Regions from separate parts of the Homo sapiens genome. Here region 2 is linked to region 1. Evidence: read pairs that join two places in POLR2A ChIA-PET (ENCODE). Cell type or tissue: OCI-LY7. All regions are shown on one strand. Each heading gives the region's core, and the rest is flanking DNA. Links, peaks and the distances in the headings are about the cores only.

Region 1 (10,343 bases), core at 2,338-10,337:
GCTTCACAGGGCGTGAGGAGGTGCTGGGATGAAGAAGGGGTCTATACAGAGCTCACACCCCCAACTTATGAATCTGATCCCCAAAGTTTTCCACTCATGGCTACAAAGTGCTGGTGAGTCCATATCCACGAGCAAAATAATGATGATGATAATAATAATAATAATATCAGATACATTGTTTTGAGCACTTACTAGGTGAGCACTGTGCCTAGTGTGTTGGCGGATTGCCTCATTTAAGCCTCAGAGCAGCTCTAAGAGGTAGGTGCTTTTATCATCCCCATTTTACAGATGAGAAAACTGACTTGGGCTGGGCGCAGCGGCTCACGCCTGTAATCCCAGCACTTTGGGAGGCCGAGGTAGGTGGATCACTTGAGGTCAGGAGTTTGAGACCACCCTGGCCAACATGGTGAAACCCCATCTCTACTAAAATACAAAAATTAGCTAGGCATGGTGGCGGGTGCCTGTAATCCCAGCTACTCAAGAGGCTGAGGCAGGAGAATCGCTTGAACCCAGGAGGCAGAGGTTGCAGTGAGCCAAGGTCGCGCCATGGCACTCCAGCCTGGGTGACAGAGTAAGACTCCAACTCAAAAAAGAAAGAAAGAAAGAAAACTGGAGTGCAGAGGTCACATGCTCGAGGTAACAGCTTGTTGGTGGTAGAGGTAGGATTCACACTTGGATAGCCTGACTCAAGAGCCTCTTGTGCTCCTAATGACAACTCTGTATACGTGGCACTGTCCGGTAGAACTTTCTACAGTGATGGAAATATTCTAAATTCCGTGCTGTCCGATACAGTAGCCACTAGCCACATGTGGCTATTGACCACTTGAAATGTGGCTAGTGCAACTAAGGAACTGAATTATGGATTTTATGTTATTCTTACTCAAATTTACATAGCCACATGTGGCTAGCGGCTAGTGAATTGGCCAGCTTTCTACAAGTAGCTAAATAGTTCAAAGAGAGGAGAGGACTAATGAGGATGTTATAGAGGTAAACATTTGTAGGTTGCATTTATTGAATGCCACATGCTAAACACTTTAATATCTTGTCTCACTGAATGCACACTAAGGCCCTGTGAGGTGGGTACTGGTATTAACCCATTTTACAGATGAGGAGACTGTGGCTCAAACAGCAGAGTGACCTGCCTGAGGAAGTAGATCTGAGCTTCATACTCAGGTCTGTCTGCCTCTAGAGTCCAAGTGCGTCTCCCCAGCCACATGTACTGGGGAGAAAGGCGTGTTCCTGCACCCCATTCCACCTGACCCTGAGTTGCTGCACGTGATCTTCCTGGCACATTAGTGGGCATCCCTGGCTCTACTCCAGGGCAGAGAACACACATAGCTACTGCTGTGCATGGGGTGTGTGATCCAAGGACCAGCCATCAGTGCTCAGCAGACCAGCTCTGGTGGCGGGCACACTCCGTGAAGGGGCACCTGGCTTTGCTGCCCCCGGGGCTTTGGGTGTACAGGAGGAACGGAAGGGGCTGCCATGGGGTCAGCAATGCCTGTTCCTCCCGAGTCCTGCAGAACTGGGCCTTGGAGAAGTGGGAGGCTGCTTAAGGCCTGATGCGTGGGAAAGGATTTATTGGGTCTCAGTAGCTGGTCCTAGGGCGTGTGCTCTGCATGTATGTGTACACACGTGTGCTTACTCACTCGCTTTCACAGACTGCTGGTATGACCCATTGCACAAAACATCCTTTTTGGTCACCCAAAAACATCTACGAACATATGGGTTTGTGTTGGAATGGCTGTGACCTACCCTTAAGCCAGGCACCATCACCAGCTTTTTTTTTTTTTTTTTTTTTTTGAGACAGAGTCTCACTCTCTTGTCCAGGTGGAAGTGCAGTGGTGCAATCTTGGATCACTGCAATCTCTGCCTCCCAGGCTCAAGTGATTCTCCTGCCTCAGCCTCCCGAGTAGCTGGGACTACAGGCGTGAACCACCATGCTTGGCTAACTAAAACAAGGTTTTTTGGTAGAGACGAGGTCTCACTATATCGCCCAGGCTGGTCTCGAACTCCTGGCTTCAAGTGATCCCCTCGCCTTGGCCTCGTAAAGTGCTAGGATTACAGGCGTGGACCACCGTGCCTGGCCCATAGCGAGCTTTTTAGGTGAACGTCCATGCAGTCATCTCAGAGACACGCCTCCCTATGGGTGACTCCTACCCCCAGCCTGGCGGAGCTGGGAGCTTGCAGCCTGCTCCCTCCAAGCTCACACACACTCTCAACGCTGTCCTGCCACACAGAGCTACCTCTGAGCTCTTGGTCCTATGCACCTGGTTGTCCCATGAGATGTGACTCAGCAGCCCTTCCCTTTCTAGATGATCTGCAGATTTTCTGGTGTTGTCGTCTTTTGTCCTGGGGCCAGTTTGGAGTGGCTGTCTCTACTCATCCTGGCCCCGTTGGCTGGAACGGCCTGCATGCACAGTGGAGGTGCCACACGCTCACTGTGGCATGCCTGCGTGTCTGTGTTCGTGGGAGGTATGGCCATACCTGTGTGAGCCTCTTCAGGACGGGCACACCTGCCTGGTGTCCTCCCTGCCCAAAGGCAAAGAGCTGCAACATGCGGGAGGCTGGACGCTGAAGGCCACTTTTGGAGTCTACTAACCAGGTCCAGCTGGGCACCTGTATCCATTTCATGCCAGTCTATCTCCCTCCTGGGCAGGCCCAGGGCAACTGGCAGCTCACCAACCTGAGCTTCCTCCAGGCCTGCTCCTTGGAGATGTCTCTGCCATCTGTTCTGACGCCTAGATTCAGGGTTGCCTTGATTGCCCAGGAGACCTGGGCACTGCTTGAGGCTGGAGACATGTGCTTTTTGGACCCTGGCTCCAGCCAGAAGCACTGGTGGCCCCCGGGGTCCTATGTGGTGTCCTGTGATCCCATGACAGGGGAACGTACAGGGATGGGGGTCAAATTGGAGAAGGTGGGGCAGTGCCCGCGAAGCAGTCACAGCCCCATTCTGTTGCCACGTCTCCTCCTGACTCCTCCCTGTCCTCCTACCCTCGCTTCAGGATGGCCCTGCCTTCCCTCCCCTCCTGCGCCTCTTCTGTTGTCTTGCAGCCTCTGTCGCCCTGCTCTTCCTGTTTCATTGGGTGGTGCTCTCTTTTCCCTGTTGTGACCTCCCTGGACTCTGTTTTATTTGCAGGTTTTTGCCACCAGGCAAGCTCTGTTCTCTGACTCATTCTTTTTTTGTTTTTTTTTTTTGAGACAGGGTCTCACTCTGTTGTCCAGGGTGACAGAGTGCAATGGCACCATCATAGCTCACTACAGCCTCAAACTCCTGCTGACCCATTCTTGTATCTGGAACAAGGGGCTGGAGGCACAGAGGTTCTGTGCCCAGGCTGGTGGGGCTGGTGGCTTCTTGGGCATCTCCTGTTAGGGGCCCAGGAGCTTCTATGTCTAAGGGAGATGTGGGGCTTTCTTCTCCCCTCAAGGACCTGATCCAGGCACACCTGTGCTGCATCCTCGTCACCTCCTACCCAGTGCCTGCTGCCACGTGGATGGCCCCCAGGTTAGGTATTTTGTGACTTCCAGGTCCCTTGTCGCGGCTAATAGGACATGTTCTTTTGTTTCAGGATAGATCACTGCGACCAGAGGAAATTGAAGGTAAAACTTGGCCCCTTGGGGGAAAGGACTGCCTAGCCCTCTAGGAAGGTGTGGGAAGGGAGGTTGATGGGAAGAGAGGCCCCTGGAAATGGGGCCTGGTGCAACGCGGGGTATCTTCTGTGAAACCAGCTGCTGAAGGTGTGCACAGGAGGCAAGAGAAATGCCCCAGCATCCTGGGAAGCTCCTGGGCCTCTCTTTCCATGCCGGTGGGCCTTTGGGCTGCCTTTGCCCACAGAGGCTCTGCGGGTCCTACCCCTGACCACATCCACCTTTGCTCACTTCCCCAGAGCTCCGAGAGGCCTTCAGAGAATTCGACAAGGACAAGGATGGCTACATCAACTGCCGGGATCTGGGCAACTGCATGCGCACCATGGGCTACATGCCCACCGAGATGGAGCTCATCGAACTGTCCCAGCAGATCAACATGAACCGTGAGTCCCTCTACCAGGCATCTGCGTCCCTTCGGTCCTCACCCTTGCCGTCCTCTGCAGTCAGACAGGACTGGCTTCAAATTCTGCATCCACCTCTTACCAGCTCTGTGATCTGGGGCCAACCACTTACCCTCTCTGAGCCTCAGTTTCCTCACCTGTAAAATGAGGGCCGAATTGGAGGAGTGGAGCCCAGAAAGTAGATTAGGGAATATCTGTAAAACAGCCCAATAACTGGCTCACAGGAAGAACTGAACAGAGGGCTCTTGTTATTATTAAGTTTGTCTCTATCTGATGAGCAGGTCAAGGAGGGGTTGTCCATTCTGTCAGTTGTCTAGTTGGAGACAGGGAATGGGTATGTCGGGGATGACCTAGCCCTTTCCTCCTTTTCCAGTGGGTGGCCATGTAGATTTTGATGACTTCGTGGAGCTAATGGGGCCTAAACTCCTGGCAGAGACAGCAGATATGATTGGTGTAAAGGAACTGCGAGATGCTTTCCGAGAGGTAACGGACAGAGGCAGGCAGGCATGGGGCGGCTATTGGAATCCTATCTGCAGTATAAATACTTCAAAAGAAGCCTGAGCCTCAAGTCCCAGATCAGGGGAGGGAGCTTGGACAGAGAAAGGTCTCTGGTAAAGGGGGGCAATGACACTGGAGAAGGAGCTCAACTTTGGGATCTGCTGCTGCCAATCGCCATGCTGGGGCGACCTCTCCTTCCTTCCTGCCTTCTCTAGTTTGACACCAATGGTGATGGGGAAATAAGCACCAGTGAGCTGCGAGAGGCTATGAGGAAGCTCCTGGGTCATCAGGTGGGACACCGAGACATAGAGGAAATTATCCGAGATGTGGACCTCAATGGGGATGGACGAGTGGACTTTGAAGGTAGGTGGGGCTTGAAAGTGGGAGAGAAGCAAGCCAGCAGTGGCCATCCATGGAGCCCTCCAATTGTGTATCCATCATGCAACCATCAATCCGCCCTAATTTTCCAACCCCCAGCCCTTTCATCCTCTTATCCCTCCGTCCATGCCCCCGTCTAATCCATCTCCCATCCCTTCCCCATGCATCTATTCATGCATCTGTCCATCCATCTATCCATCCTCTACCTTTCCATTCATCTGTCCATTTATCCATCCATTCATCTACCTATCTATCCATCTGTCCACCATCCATCCATCCATCCATTTATCTACCCATCTATCCATCCATCCATCCTCTACCTATCCATCCATCTGTCCATTTATCCATTCATCCATTCATCTACCTATCTATCTATCTGTCCATCATCCATCCATCCATTTATCCATCCATCCATCCGTCCATCCATTCGTCTACATATCTATCCATCCATCCATCCATCCATCCACCTATCCATCCATCTGTCCATCCATTCATCTACCTATTCATCTATCTGTCCATCTTTCCATATCTATCTCTCCATTTTTCATCTGTTTATCTCCTTATCTGTCCAGATGCCTATTTATCCATTCCTCCATCTCTAAGCAATCATTCCTATAGCAATTTATCCATGCATTTATCTGTCCATTCGTGCATCTATTCATTCTTCTCTACATTCACCCATGAATCTATCTATGTATTCATCTACTCATATAGATCTCTCTATGTGTTCACACTTCTATACTTCCATTCACACATTCATGTCTCTTCGTCTGCATATACTTCTACCCATACTTGCATTGATCTATCCATCTATCTGTTCAGTCATTTCCTCATCTATATCCATCTACTCATCCATTCACCCATCCCTGTGTCCATCTGCACCCATCCTTCTCTATCCATTTATCTGTCTACCCACGCATGCATCCATCCACGGTAGGTGTTTTCTGAACATTACATTCCTCAACTGGACACTCAGGCTCCCTAAGATCTGACCACAGCTCACCTCCCCAGCCACAACTCAACAGTCCTTCATTCACACTCCACCAAAATACTTGTGATCAGTGAAGCTGCTAGGGTCCCTCTTGAATACACTGATCTTTTTGCCAGGAGGGCTTTTTTGTTGTTGTTTGTTTGTTTGTTTGTTTGAGACAGAGTCTCACTCTGTTGCCCAGGCTGGAGTGTGGTGGCAGGATCTTGGCTCACTGCAAACTGCGCCTCCCAGATTCAAGTGATTCTCCTGCCTCAGCTTCCCAAGTAGCTGGGATTACAGGCGCCCACCACCATGCCCGGCTAATTTTTGTATTTTCAGTTGAGACGGGGTTTCACCATGTTGACCAGGCTAGTCTTGAACTCCTGACCTCAAGTGATCCACCCGCCTCGGCCTCCCAAAGTGCTGGGATTACAGGCGTGAGCCACTGTGCCTGGCCACCAGGAGGGCTTTTATCCTGTTCTTTTTTTTTTTTTTTTTGAGACAAAGTCTCGCTCTTGTACTCCAGGCTGGAGTGCAATGGCACGATCTCAGCTCACTGCAACCTCTGCCTCCTGGATTCAAGCGATTCTCCTGCCTCAGCCTCCCGAATAGCTGGGATTACAGGCGCCTACCACCACGTCCAGCTAGTTTTTGTATTTTCAGTAGAGATGGGGTTTCACTATGTTGGCCAGGCTGGTCTGGAACTCCTGAACTCAGGTGATCCACCCGCCTTGGCCTCCCAAAGTGCTGGGATTATAGGTGTGAGCCACTGCATCTGGCCTATCCTGTTTTTTACTTGGGCTAAGTTCTGTTAGCCCAAGGGACATTCTTCATGACTCGACAGTGGGACTCCTTCTTCTAGCACCCTTCCCTGGTTCCTCAAACTGAACTTCCTCTTTTCTGGGTTTTCACAGCACGTCAGGCTCACCTGTTCTTCACACTGTCCCCTAACTGCTGGTTAGAGTTGTCTTCCCAGTTGACTCTGAACTTTGAAAGAAGAACCCTATTTTCTTAATCACTGCATTTCTTGCATAACACAGCTAGTGCTCAGTGAAAGGTTATTTATTTATTTATTTATTTATTTATTTTAAGACAGGGTCTTGCTCTGTCGCCCAGGCTGGAGTGCAGTGGCGTAATCTCGGCTCACTGCAACCTCCGCCTCCCGGGTTCAAGTGATTCTTGTGGCTCAGCCTCCCGAGTAGCTGGGACTATAGGGGTGCACCACCATGCCTGGCTAATTTTTTGTATTTTTAGTAGAGACAGGGTTTCACCATGTTGGCCAGGCTGGTCTCGAACTCCTGGCCTCAAGTGATCCACCCGCCTTAGCCTCCCAAAGTGCTGGGATTACAGTCGTGAGCCACCGCGCCCAGCCTCAAAGACTTTCTTTTTAAAGAATCAATAGTAATCATAATAGTTATAATTTACTGTACACTTATGTGCAGTCATTGTACTAAGTAGCTTTACACATATTCTTACATTTAATTCTCAGAATGACTCTATGGATTGCATTATTATAACCTCATGTTACAGATGAGGAAACTGAGGCTCAGAGAAGTAATATAACTAGCTCAAGATTGCCTGCCTACTAAGAGGCAGAGCTGGGGCACAGCCCCAGGCCTGAAATCACAGCAGAATGCAGTCTTGTGCATGACGCCATGTGAGGCACTACGGGATACAGGGAAAGGGTAAAATGTTGACTCTGCACACCAGGAACTTGCATTCTGAGCAGAAAGACAAGATAAGCATGTGCCAGAGACCGTGAGTGTCCAGAACACAAAGGCTGGGAGGTTTTCTCTCAGGAGCAGTTGGCCTTCAAGGCCAGGGAGCGTGGATAGTTGGAGAGAAGGCTTTGTTATCACCAGATCTGGAAATCTCAGGTCTCCCTGTATCCAGGTAGCGCCCACCACAGATGACAGCCTTGCTCTTGAAAGCCTGGCATCCCCCATTCATCCTACGAGGATGCATTGTACATCTGCTGTGTGCTAAGATCTGGTCTCTGCCTCGAAGAGCTCAAAACCAGCAAGAAAACCAGAGAAAACAATAGCATAATCCATGTGTGCTGGGGGAAGCACAGGGGGCTGCTATAGAGGGGGCGCCTGTGCCAAGTTGCAGGGAGGGATTAGGGAAGACTTCCTGGAGGAGGTTATAAATAATTAGAGCCCCCCAAAATGGGAAGAGCCACCAGGTGAGAGGGAAGGGCAGGTATTTACCCAAATGAGTTGAAAACCTATGTCCACACAAATCTGTACATAGATGCTTATAGCAGCTTTATTCATAATTGTCCAAACTTGGAAACAACCAAGGTGTCCTTTCAGTAAGTGATGGATAAATAAACGGGGGCACATCCAGACAATGGGATATTGCTCAGTGCTAAAAAGAGATGAGCTAGGCCAGGCGCTGTGGCTCATGCCTGTAATCCCAGCACTATGGTAGGCCGAGGTGGGCAGATCACTTGATGTCAGGAGTTTGAGACCAGCCTGATCAACATGGTGAAACCCTGTCTCTATTAAAAATACAAAAAAAATTAGCTGGGTGTGGTGGCGCACACCTGTAATCCCAGCACTTGGGAGGCTGAGACACAGAATCGCTTGAACCCGGGAGGCGGAGGTTGTAGTGAGCTGAGATGGTACTGCTGCACTCCAGCCTGGGCAACAGAGCAAGACTCTGTCTCAAAAAGAAAAAAAAAAAAGAGAGAGAGAGAGATGAGCTATCTAGTCATGAAAAGACATGGTGAAGAGGGGACACACATGCATATTACTAAGTGAAAAGCCAATCTGAAAACACTGCATACCCTATGATTTCATCTATATGACATTCTGGAAAAGGCAAAACTATGGAGACAGTAAAAAGATCAGTGGGTGCAAGGGGTTGGGGGGAGGGAGGGATGAATAGGCAGAGAAGAGAAGATTTTTAGGGCAGTGAAACTATTCTGTATGAGGCCAGGTACAGTGGCACATGCCTGTAATCCTAGTATTTTGGGAGGCTGAGGCAGGAGGATCACTTGAGGTCAGGAGTTCGAGACCAGCCTGGGCAACATGGTGAAACCCCGTCTCTACTAAAAATACAAAAAAAATTAGCCAGGCTTGGTGGCGCATGCCTGTAGTCCCAGCTACCTGGAGAGCTGAGGTGGGAGGATCGCTTGAGCCCGGGAGGTCAAGGCTGCAGTGAGCCGAGATTGTGCCACTGTACTCCAGCCTGGGTGACAAAGTGAGACCCTGTCTCAAAAATAAATAAATAAATAAAAATAAACGATTCTGTATGATACAACAGCAGAGGATGCATGTCATTATACATTTGTCTGAACCCATAGAATGTACATCGCCAACAATGAACCCTGATGTAAACTGTGGTCTCCAGGTGATAACGATGTGTCGGTGTCGGTTTCTCACTTACAACAAATGCACCACTCTGTGTGGGATGTGGTTGGTGTGGGAGGCTATGCGTATGCGGGGACAGGGGTTGCAGAAAAAAATCTCCGTACTTTCTAATCCGTTTTGCCATAAACCTAAAATTGCCCTTAAAAAAAGAGAGAGAGAGGCCCGGCGCGGTGGCTCACGCCTGTAATCCCAGCACTTTGGGAAGCCGAGGTGGGCGGATCACGAGGTCAGGAGATCGAGACCATCCTGGCTAACATGGTGAAACCCCATCTCTATAAAAATACAAAAAATTAGCTGGACGTCGTGGCGGGCTCCTGGTCCCAGCTACTTGGGAGGCTGAGGCAGGAGAATGGCGTGAACCCGGGAGGCAGAGCTTGCAGTGAGCCAAGATCACGCCACTGCACTCCAGCCTAGGTGACAGAGCGAGACTCTGTCTCAAAAAAAAAAAAAAGAAAAGAGAGAGAGAGAAGGGGCTGGGCACGGTGGCCACACCTGTAATCCCAGCACTTTGGGAGGCCAAGGCAGGAGGATTGCTAGAGCCCAGGAGTTTGACCTTACAGTGAGCTATAATCATGCCACTGCACTTCAGCGTGGGCGACAGAGGGAGACTCTGTCTCTACATTAAAAAAAAAAAAAAAAAAGGAAGAAGAAGAAGGGAGGGGGTACAGGTTGCTTTCAGAAAAGCTGAGAGGAGACCAGCCTGGCCAACATGGTGAAACCCCATCTCTACTAAAAGTACAAAAATTAGCCAAGCGTGGTAGTGCACACCTGTAATCCCAGCTACTAGGGAGGCTGAGGCAGGAGAATCGCTTGAACCCAGGAGGTGGAGGCTTCAGTGAGCTGAGATCGCATCACCGCACTCCAGCCTGGGTGACAGAGCAAGACTCCATCTCAAAAAAAAAAAAAAAAAAAAAATGCTGAGAGGTGAGAGAGAGAGTGCGCCAGCTGCACTTGAGGGGCTGAAAAGATCTGTGTAGTTGGAGCACAGAGGTTGGGAGTTAGCCTGAGAGATATGGCTGGAGATGTCAGCTGGCGCCAGATCAGGGAGGGCCATGAGGCTGTGTCAGGATA
Region 2 (10,572 bases), core at 1,368-9,367, 150 kb after region 1:
ATTTCTTAAAATGTTAAGACTAAGAGTTACCATTAGACCCAGCAATTCTGCTACTAGGTATCTGCTTGAGGGCAATAAATATGTTATGTCTGCACAGAAACTTGTACACAAATGTTCACAGTAACATTATTCATAAAAGCCAAAAAAGGGAAACAACCCAAACGTCTATCAGCCAATGAATGGAAAAACAAAAAGTATTATTCAGTAATAAAAAGGAATGAAATACTGATAACATGCTACAACACAGATAAACTTCAAAAACATGCTAAGTGAAAGAAGCCAGTAACAAAAGGTCACATACTGTATGACACCACTTATACGAGAGGTCCAGAATAGGCAAATCTATAGAGATAAAAGGTAGATTCATGGTTGCCTAGGGCTGGCGGGCAGGGAAAGAGGAATGGGAATGACTGCTAACTGGTACAAATTTTCTTTTGGGATGATAATGTGCTAAAATTGGATTACAGTGACGGCTGAACAATTTTGTAAATAAACTAAAACCCACTGAATTGTATACTTTAAGTGACCAAACTTTATGGTATTTATCTCTCAATAAAGCTGTTAAAATATACTATATAAATTAAATGGACAAAAACCACAGGATCAACTCAATAGAAGCATAAGAACACATGATAAAATCCAATACCCATTCATGATAAAACTCTCCACAAACTAGAAATAAGAGAAATTTCTTCAACCTGATAAAGGGCATTTATGAAAAATGTACAACTAACTACATACTTAATGGGAAATGCTTTCCCTGAAGGATTAGGAACAGGGCAAGGATGGATGTGTGCCTTTGGCACTTCTATTCGACACTGTACAATAAGGGAGAAAAAGGGAAAAAGACAAAGTCTTTCAGAATTGAAAGCAGCAGCAAAACTGCCTTTATTTGCAGACCACATCATCCTATGTGCAGAAAATTCTAAGGAATCATAGACAAAAAACTACCAGCACTAATAAATGAGTTCAGCAAAGCTACAGTATTTGAGGTCAATACACAAAAATTAATTGTAGTTCTATATACTTAGCAATGAACAATCCAAAATGAAGAAAAAAATTCATCAAAAATAACATCAAAAAGTAAAAAAATACTTAGGAATAAATTTAACAAAATAGTGCAAGCCTTGCACACTGAAAATTACAAAACACTATTAATAGAAATTAAAGAATATCTAAAACATCTAAATTAAAGAATATCTAAATAAACGGAGACACATTCCACATCCATGGATTGGAAGTGAACATCATTAAGATAGCAATTTTCCTCAAACTGATCTATAGATTCACAATGCCTATCGAAATCCCTGCAGGCTTTTTTTTTTTTTTTTGGTAGAAACTGACCAGCTGAACCTAAAATTTATATGGAAATGCAAAGGATCCAGAGTAGCCAGAAAAATTTGTAAAAGAACAACACTTACTTTAAACGCGACAACAATCAAAACATTGGCACTGGCATAAGAAGAGACATACAGACCAGACCTAATAACTATCTTTACTTTTATGGTCGATTTTTTTTTTTTTTTTAAGAGACAGGGTCTTGCTATGTCACCCTGGCTTGAGTGCAGTGGCGCGATCATAGTTCACCATAACCCCAAACACCTGGGGCTCAGGTGATCCTCCCACCTTAGCTCGCGAGTCGCTGGGATTACAGGTACATGCCACCATGTCAGCAATGCATTTTTGACAACGGTGCCAAGGTAATTCAACTGGTAAGTATAGTCTTTTCATCAAATGGTACTGGGACAAGTGGATAACCACATTTATAAAGATGAAATTAAATTTGTACCTCATGCCATACATAAAAATTAACTCAAAATGAATCATAATTTTAAATGTAAGAAGCAAAACTATAAAACTTCTTAAAGAAAACGTAGGAGAGCCAGGCGCGGTGGCTCACGCCTGTAATCCCAGTATTTTGGGAGGCTGAGGTGGGTGGATCACGAGGTCAGGAGATCGAGACCATCTTGGCAAACACTGTGAAACCACGTCTCTACTAAAAAATACAAAAAATTAGCTGGGCATGGTGACGGGTGCCTAGTTCCAGCTACTCGGGAGGCTGAGGCAGGAGAATGGCGTGAAGCCGGGAGGCAGAGCTTGCAGCGAGCTGAGATCACACCACTGCACTCCAGCCTGGGCGACAGAGCGAGACTCCATTAAAAAAAAAAAAGAAAGAAAGAAAGAAAACATAGGAGAAAATCCTTGTACCCATGTACCAATTTACCAGTTTCACATTTTATGGATCATGCTTTTGGCACATCATCAAAAGCATGATCCATAAAACGTGAAATTGGTAAAGTGGCTTTAACAAAATTAAAATGTTTATATTCCAAGGGACACTATTAAGAAAATGAGAAGGCAAGCCAGAGACTGGGAAAAATTTATAGTTGCAAATCATATGACTGAGAGAGAATTTTTGACTAGACATTTCACCAAAGAAGATAAACGGATGGTTAATAAGCACAGGAAAAGATGCTCATCAACTTTCCAACATCCCAATATCAGGGAAATACAACCCAAACCACTATGAGATACCACTTCACACCTTACTACTAGAATGGCTATAATAAAAAGACAATGCGTTTCAGAAAGCCCTTACCTGTCACCGAAGGGTACACTAAAAAATGGTTTAAATGGTACATTTTATGTTATATATATTTTACCACAATAAAAAAAATAGCCCCTAACAATTACAAAGAAAACGGGAGGCTGGGCTCGGTGGCTCATGCCTGTAATCCCAGCACTTTGGGAGGCCGAGGCGGGCAGATCACGAGGTCAGGAGTTCGAGACCAGCCTGACCAACATGCAGAAACACCATCTCTACTAAAAATACAAAAATCAGCCGGGCATGGTGGCATATGCCTGTAATCCCAACTACTCGGGAGGCTGAGGCAGGAGAATCGCTTGAGCCTGGGAGGCGGAGGTTGTGGTGAGCAGAGATTGCGCCACTGCACTCCAGCCTGGGCAACAAGAGCGAAACTCCGACTCAAAAAAAAAAAAAGAAAAAAAGAGAAAGAAAAAGAACAAGGGAAAGGTGGTAAACTCAGCAGGAAAAAAACAAAAACCAAAAATATCTTCCCACAAAGAGAAGCCCAACTGTAGGTGGCTTCACTGGTGAATCCTATCAAACATTTAAAGACAAAATTACATAAATCTCTTCCATAAAACAGAAGAGGAAAAAACACCAACTTATTCAGTGAGTTCAATTTAAATGTATAATTAAAGGCATCATGATTTACTTTTTGCAGAAATGCCTTATTAAATTATAAAAGATAAAAGGTTCTGAGCTGGAGGTCCTGAAAACTGTTTCAATCCAGACTTTGTTACCAAGTGGTTGCATAATCTTTGTCAAGTTACATCAACATTTTCATTTTGGGCTTCAGTTTCTTAGTTTCTTTTCTTTTTTTTTTTTTTTTGTTTTTTGTTTTCTTGAACCAGGGTCTCACTCTGATACCCAGGCTGGAGTGCAATGGTATGATCACTGCTCACTGCAACCTCCGCCTCCTGGGCTCAAACATTCCTCCCAGCCTCCCAGGTAGCGCCGCCATGCCCAGCTAATTTTTGCATATTTGGTAGATGGGGTTTCACCATGTTGTCCAGCCTGGTCTTGAACTCCTGGGCTCAGGGCATCTGCCTGCTTCAGCCTCCCAAAGTGCTGGGATTACAGGTGAGAGGGACCATGCCTGGCCAGTTTCCTCATTTGTAAACAGGGAGGTTCACCAGAGAAATCCTTTCCATCTATATAATTCTATGATACACTTATTACATAAAATTTGGTTTAAAACTTGCTCAATCCTAAAATGATATAGCCCTTCAGAAAAACAATACAGTAATATGTAGTAAGAGCCATTTCATACTCTCTGTCGAAGTATTTCCACTTCTGGATATTTATCTTGGTGATATAATTCAATAAAAGCAAATACTCCATAAAGCTATCATCACTGTAACAGTCCACTTGTCCAACAAGAGTGGAATAAGATGAGTAACACAACGAAATGTCAAATTACTAAAATGATATGAAGATAATTTGTAGAAAGTATTTGTCTGGTGCAAAGAATCAGAATATAAATGATTTCAACTATGAAAATGTATACAGTATACAAACATATGCCAAATGGAAGGTAGTCTGCACTACTGAAAGTAGTATTAGGGTTGAGTCTAAAGATGGCTTCTTCTGTGTTTAATTGCAAAGTCCTTTGAAATATTAATGCATTATATACTCAAAGGGAAAAAAATAAAATACTTGTCCACAGGGTAGAGATGCAAAATATCAAGATTACACTGATAAGGTTCTAAGTTCCTCTGGTTTGATTAATGCTTCTGAGAGTGGTTATGAATCTGGAGTTCTCAGTAGACATCTCAGTGATTAACACTTTTGGCTGGGCGCAGTGGCTCACGCCTGTAATCCCAGCACTTTGGCAGGCCAAGGCCGGTGGATCACAAGGTCAGGAGATAGAGACCATCCTGGCTAACACGGTGAAACCCCATCTCTACTAAAAATACAAAAAATTAGCCAGGCGTGGTGGCGGGCGCCTGTAGTCCCAGCTATTCAGGAGGCCGAGACAGAAGAATGGCGTGGACCCAGGAGGTGGAGCTTGCAGTGAGCTGACATCATGCTACTGCACTCCAGCCTGGGCAACAGAGTGAGACTCCGTCTCAAAAAAAAAAACACCAAAAAAAACCTTTTATCGGTGTATACTGAAATTACCCGTAATATTTTACTTGTTCTACTCAGTATTGAGGTAAAGACTGCAAGTCTGTGATTTTACAAAGTAGCCATTAAAATTCAGATATAACACTGCATAGTTAAAAATCTTTACGCCTGGGTATTTCACTTATCCCTATTACTTCCTTTCAAGTTCTCAACTTATAATTCCTTGAGCAGCATTTTCTGGTAGGTTCATCAGCCACTAAACTATTTGAGTTATACAACCATTAAAGTTCCTCTCGACTGAGGATAGTGGAAAAAGGGAGTGTGTCTCTAGTGTCTATATTTTCCCTCCTATTCCTATGGCTGCCTGCTGAGATGAGAACCTCAGCAGGATCTAGTCTCAGCATCTCCAAGGTTATCAGAGAGAATACCTGGTAATGCTACAAGGCACAACCCTATTAATAGTAAGATGAACCATATGAAATTGTTTCTGTGGGCCAAAATATTAATAGTCAACCATCAGCAATTTTGTATGGCTCAACCTTGGATGTCAAGCCTTTGGATTAAGAAAAATATGATGTAAATTTCCATAAGGACATAATCTACTTACTTACAAGCATTTTAGGACAACATAAAAAAATTTTTTTTTTTTTGAGACATAGTCTGGCTCTGTTGCCCAAGCTGGAGTGCAGCAGTGTGATCATAGCTTATTGTATCCTCAATCTCCTGGGCTTAAGTGATCCTTCTTCTGCCTCAGTCTCCTGAGTAGCTGGGACCATAGGCACTACCACCATGCCTGGCTAACTTCTTTAAAAAATATTTTTTGTAGAGACGGGGTCTTGCTATGTTGCCCAGGCTAGTCTTGAACTCCTGGGCTCAAGCAATCCTCCTGTCTCAGCCTCCCAAAGTGCTGGGATTATAGGCATATGGCACTGTGCCCGGCCAAAGATTAAGAACTTTATTAGCATCCTGGGTACAGTTTTACTTTGGTTTCCCTGGTCTTCGTAAGCCTACTAAAGTTTTGTGACTACACTTTCATTTTTGGTTAGAAAAAAAAAATGAAATGTTCTCTTTGTCATTTTATTACATGGATATTTAGTAGTTTTTTTTTCATATTTCAAATTGTCCTTCCATTTAAACTCTTTGTTCCCTTTGAGACTCTAGAATCATTGTCAAAGACTCTCTCCTTAACCTTCTTAATAAAGAGTGCATTAGGTGATTAATTTCAGAACCAGCATTTTAAGCAATTAGTTTTTACATGTAAGCATTAACATGCTAAACTCATAAGCACAATGAAGAAGTGTTTAACAGCAGCCAATTAAAGAACAAATAGCAGAACTCTCTATTCTGAGTCAAATCCTGCCGAAGTCCTGTTTTTCTTCACAGAGTAAGTTTTGGTACCAGCACTTTCAGAGCAATGCTTCCTTCTTCCACCTCCAACTTGTATCAACCCCATTTGAGAATATCTTACCTGAAACTACCATAGACTATAAGAAGAATGGAAATCAGAAATGTAGACACTTGACTGGAATCCACCAGGGAATAGGCCCTAGAGAAATAAGAGGAAAAAAATTTAAATCACATGCAGTGAGTCCTAATGGAGCTTACAGTCTAATGGAGTTCTATAAACCCCACTGAGCTTTGTTTTTATCTTTAAGAAGGAAAAAAGGTATAAATTAGCATTAACAAAATAACACAATTAAAATGAGATTTGCTAGTTTAACATGAAGAATAAATTGGTAGGTTTACAGCTATTATTAGTAAATATTTACGGCATGTAAAATGACATCAATGTAAAAATCCCATCTCTGTATATGTTTACAACATCCACCCCCAATTTAAAAAGTATCAAAATATCTACCAGATCTGTGCCAATGGCAAAAGTCTCAATAATCAGACTTTTATCCAGTTACATTTCAATCTCTAATAGTATTTTACTGGTTTTGCTCGGTGATGAGGTAAAGCCTGCATCTCCTGAATTCCCCGTTTCCATTTTTCTAACTGCCTATTGATTTTCTCCATCTAGATGGCCTACAGGAGGTTCTTCAAAGTCAACAAGTCCACCACAAATACTCTCTCCATCTTAGCTGATCCTCTCAAGGAATGGTGTCACCATCCCCTCAGCTGCCAAAGCTAAAAATCTGCTGCATTCTTGACAGCCCTTTCTTTCTCTTACTTCCACATCCCGAACTACCCTATTTCTCCTAATCCCACTGCCAATTTGTTAGCTCCCTTCTATGGCTCGGCTATTGGAAATATTGTTTTAAAGGCTGTCTCCATGAGTTCACCCTCCACATTGCCCATTCTTATTTGTCAGGGATTTTCCTAAAACAAATCTTAGCAGGCTTTTTGTTGTTGTTGTTGTTTAATTTCCATTCAGCAAAGTATTTAATACTGCTTACATGCCAGGCACTCTGCTAGCCACTGGGATATACAGTAATAAATAAGAGTGCCTTGGTCTCTGCCTAAATGTCTTTTCTAAAGAAATGAACAATTTCACCCTAAAGAAATAAAAAAATGAACATAACTGAATGAATATAATCATGAAGAATGTTACAAAAGAGAGAAAGAGAAGTATAGGGTACTATGATAATGTATATTAGGTAGATGCAGTCTAAGAACAGGGGAGCTTTCCTTAGGGAGGAAGATGATTTAGAGAGACACAGGACACAATAAACAGGACCTGGTGATTGTTTATGGGAACCAGCAGAGGGAAGAATTGCAGTGATCCCTAGGTTTCTGCTTAGCTGGCTTTGTACCATTTAGTGGAAAAAAAAAAAAAAGTAACATAGGAGGAACAGATTTTTTTTTTTTTGAGACAGAGTCTTGCTCTGTTACCCAGTCTGGAGTGCAGTGGCATGATCTTGTTTCACTGCAACCTCCGCCTCCTGGGTTCAAGCGATTCTCTTGCCTCAGTCTCTCGAGTAGCTGGGATTACAGGCATGCACCACACCTGGCTAATTTTTGTATTTTTAGTAGAGATGGGGTTTTACCATGTTGGTCAGGCTGGTCTCCAACTCCTGACCTCAAGCAATCCACCCACCTTGGCCTCCCAAAGTGTTGGGATTACAGGCGTGAGCCACTGCGCCTGGCCAGAGGAACAGATTTTAAGCTAAGGTTTGAATGTACTGAGGAGACAAGTGGATATTGAAACCGTTCTGAGCTGAAGATGTATATATACTGAGAGCTCATCACCTTCCACATGGTAACTGAAGTCATAGGTGTGTGTGAATGCCTCACAGCAGTGAAAAGAGGACCTAGGATCAAGGCCTGGGAAATCTCCAAATTGAAAGATCAGGTAGAAGAAGGAACTGCAAAGAAAACCAAGATGAAAGAGAGACAGAGAAGGAAAACCCAGAATAGTAGGTTATTTCAGAAAGGCAGCAGAATTAAATGTGGCCTGAATTTAATCCCTTGCTCTACCACTTACTAGTAGCTAAGCCAGTTACTTAGCCTCTCTAAGCTTCAGCTTTTCATCTGTAAAATGGGGAATGACAACCTCAAACAGTTGTTAAAGGATTAAATGAGGAATTCATATAAAGAACATAACACATTAAATACTCAATTCACACTCACTGCATTAGGAGGGAGACGTTGCCAACCATGAATGCTGCTGAGAGGTCAAGAAAGACAACTGGAGTGACCACTGGGTAAAGTGGTGAGGATGGAGTCAGATTGAAATTGGGTGAGAAGTTAAAGCTAAGGAAATGAAGACAGTATTTTGAAAAGTGCAGGGAAAAGAACGGCAGCTGGAGGGTAAATATAAGGATAAGGGAGGTCTTAAAAGATTATCTTTTTTTTTTAAGGTGAGAGATGCTCAACCTTTTCTGATGCTGACTGGAAATTAACCTCGTGAGGAAAGACTGATGCATACAGAGGAGGACATTACATTTCCTTTAATCGTTGTAAAAAATAAGACATATAATAAACTTTCATGAGACACTGCTGTGGTCTATAATGGCAGGCTTTTGGATCCTCAGCTTTTTTTTTTTTTTTTGAGACGGAGTTTCACTCTTGTTGCCCAGGCTGGAGTGCAATGGCACGATCTCGGCTCACTGCAACCTCCACCTCCTAGGTTCAAGCAATTTTCCTGCTTCAGCCTCCTGAGAAGCTGGGGTTACAGGCGCCCCCCCACCACGCCCAGCTAATTTTTTGTATTTTTAGTAAGAGACGGGGTTTCATCATGTTGGCCAGGCTGGTCTCAAACTCGTGACCTCAAGTGATCCACCCGCCTCGGCCTCTCAAAGTGCTGGGATTACAGGCTAAGGATCCACTGCACCCGGCGTGATCCTTAATTATTACAGATACAACCTGAAGTATTTATGGGTATGTTAAAAAAAAAATGAACTGGGGAGTCCATTAGGCTGAGATGGTTCCAGTGTCTTGGGTTCCTAAGGAAGCCAACTGAAATCCAACTCAGAGTAACTCAACCCATCAGAAACTGCCAATCAAACCTAACCAGGGGCTTTACCAATCAGAAACTGCCAACTAATCTCTACTAGAGACTTTCTACTTTAACCAATCAAGTATTTTCTTTCTTTTGCTTCTGCAAAAGCTTTATAAAAGTTTTGCCCTCAGGCCCCCTCCAAGGAGCTGTGATCCACTTGTGATCTGGTGCTGCCTGATTCATGAGACACTGCTCAAAAAAACTCTCCAAAAGTTAAACATAAGTTTATCTTTTAACAGGTGAAATAATATGATTTAAGATTTACTTTAAAATACTCTAAGAAAATAAAACATGGGAGGGATACACCAAAAAAAAGGTAGACTTTTTAAAATTATGAAGCTGGAATGATAGGTATATTGTATCCTTCTCTCTTCCCCCCACACCAGGCTTTGAGATGGTAAGACAATTTGAATACAATTAAAACTACTAGAGGCAGATGAATACAAGAATATATGTTTTGGATCATGAATTCTGTTTCACAGCACCTCACAGGGGTGCTACCTTTTCCTAAATTTCAGTCAGCCGGGGAGTGGAGAAAGGGAAGGTAGGAGACATGAAGGCCACTCGAGCCTCTCTCTTGGGTCCCATCCAGCAATGATGCAGCTGTGGCTGTCCAGGGTCCTCTTTTGAACAACCAGATTATGTAGACAAGGCTCACATACCAAGAGATATCTGAGCTATCATGTATCATGTATTAGGAAAATGAACTTCATCAGTTTCTCTTTATTCTAAAATTATGTTTCTTGCTGTGTGACATAATCTTTGCACACATCTTCCAAAATTCTGAAAACAAGAAGGAACATTTTCTTAAAATTAAAAAAAATTATGACTAGGTTATATATTCATACAAAAATCAAAAGTATATTAAAAAGTACATACACAGAGGTCTTACTCCCATCTAGTCATCACCCAACCCCCACCCTCTCAGTCATTTTTAGATAACAACTTTTAAATAACCACATTTTTTAGTTTCTTATCTAGCCTTTTGGAGTAAACATACAATATAAGAACATTATTTCTCACCACTTCTTATGAAATAGGTAGAATATTAAATATACTGCTCAGTATCTCCCTCTACCCCCCTTTTACAATATAGCCTAGAAATCTTTCTGTATCAGGATGTGGAGAACTTCCTTTTTAAAATTTTCTTTTAAACATCAGCATGATAGTCCATTGTGTAGATGCCCCACAGTTTTTGTTTTGTTTTGTTTTGTTTTTTAAGAACAAGTTCCTTACAGGTGGACACTGGGGTTGTTTCCAAAAACTCTGCTGTTAACAAGTAATTCTGTAATAATGGGCCTTGTAAATTATACCTGCATTGCACACACATGAAATGACCTGTTTGTATAACATTCCTCAAAGTCAGATTGCTGGCTCAAAGGGGAAATGCACTTGCAATTTGATAGATGTTGCCAAAGTGCCCTACAGAGAGGTTATACCATTTCACACTCTCATCCGTAATGAACTCAATGCT

Evidence for each region. Peaks named below come from ENCODE experiments on the same cell type or tissue, not always from the same donor. Only the 100,000 strongest peaks of a DNase experiment are listed, where the experiment ranks them.
Region 2: POLR2A ChIA-PET joins it to region 1 with 10 read pairs; 2 of 35 experiments call an interaction of 5 or more read pairs at or near these places.

Annotation. Positions count from the first base shown.
Region 1 is chr12:120,656,309-120,666,651 of GRCh38, forward strand. CABP1 (calcium binding protein 1) reads left to right here. Exons shown (of 6, transcript NM_001033677.2): 2 at 3,570-3,600; 3 at 3,888-4,031; 4 at 4,423-4,532; 5 at 4,763-4,910. Among named protein-coding and RNA genes, the nearest start is that of CABP1, 21 kb to the left of the region's middle. RefSeq lists enhancers at 2,044-2,545, 2,546-3,045. In OCI-LY7, for the core only: no CTCF peak of the experiment used is centred there; DNase peaks (open chromatin) are centred at 6,803 and 9,973; H3K4me3 peaks cover 393 bases; H3K27ac peaks cover 2,688 bases.
Region 2 is chr12:120,804,687-120,815,258 of GRCh38, forward strand. It overlaps SPPL3 (signal peptide peptidase like 3), which reads right to left. Exons shown (of 11, transcript NM_139015.5): 2 at 6,123-6,200. Among named protein-coding and RNA genes, the nearest start is that of ACADS, 84 kb to the left of the region's middle. In OCI-LY7, for the core only: no CTCF peak of the experiment used is centred there; no DNase peak of the experiment used is centred there.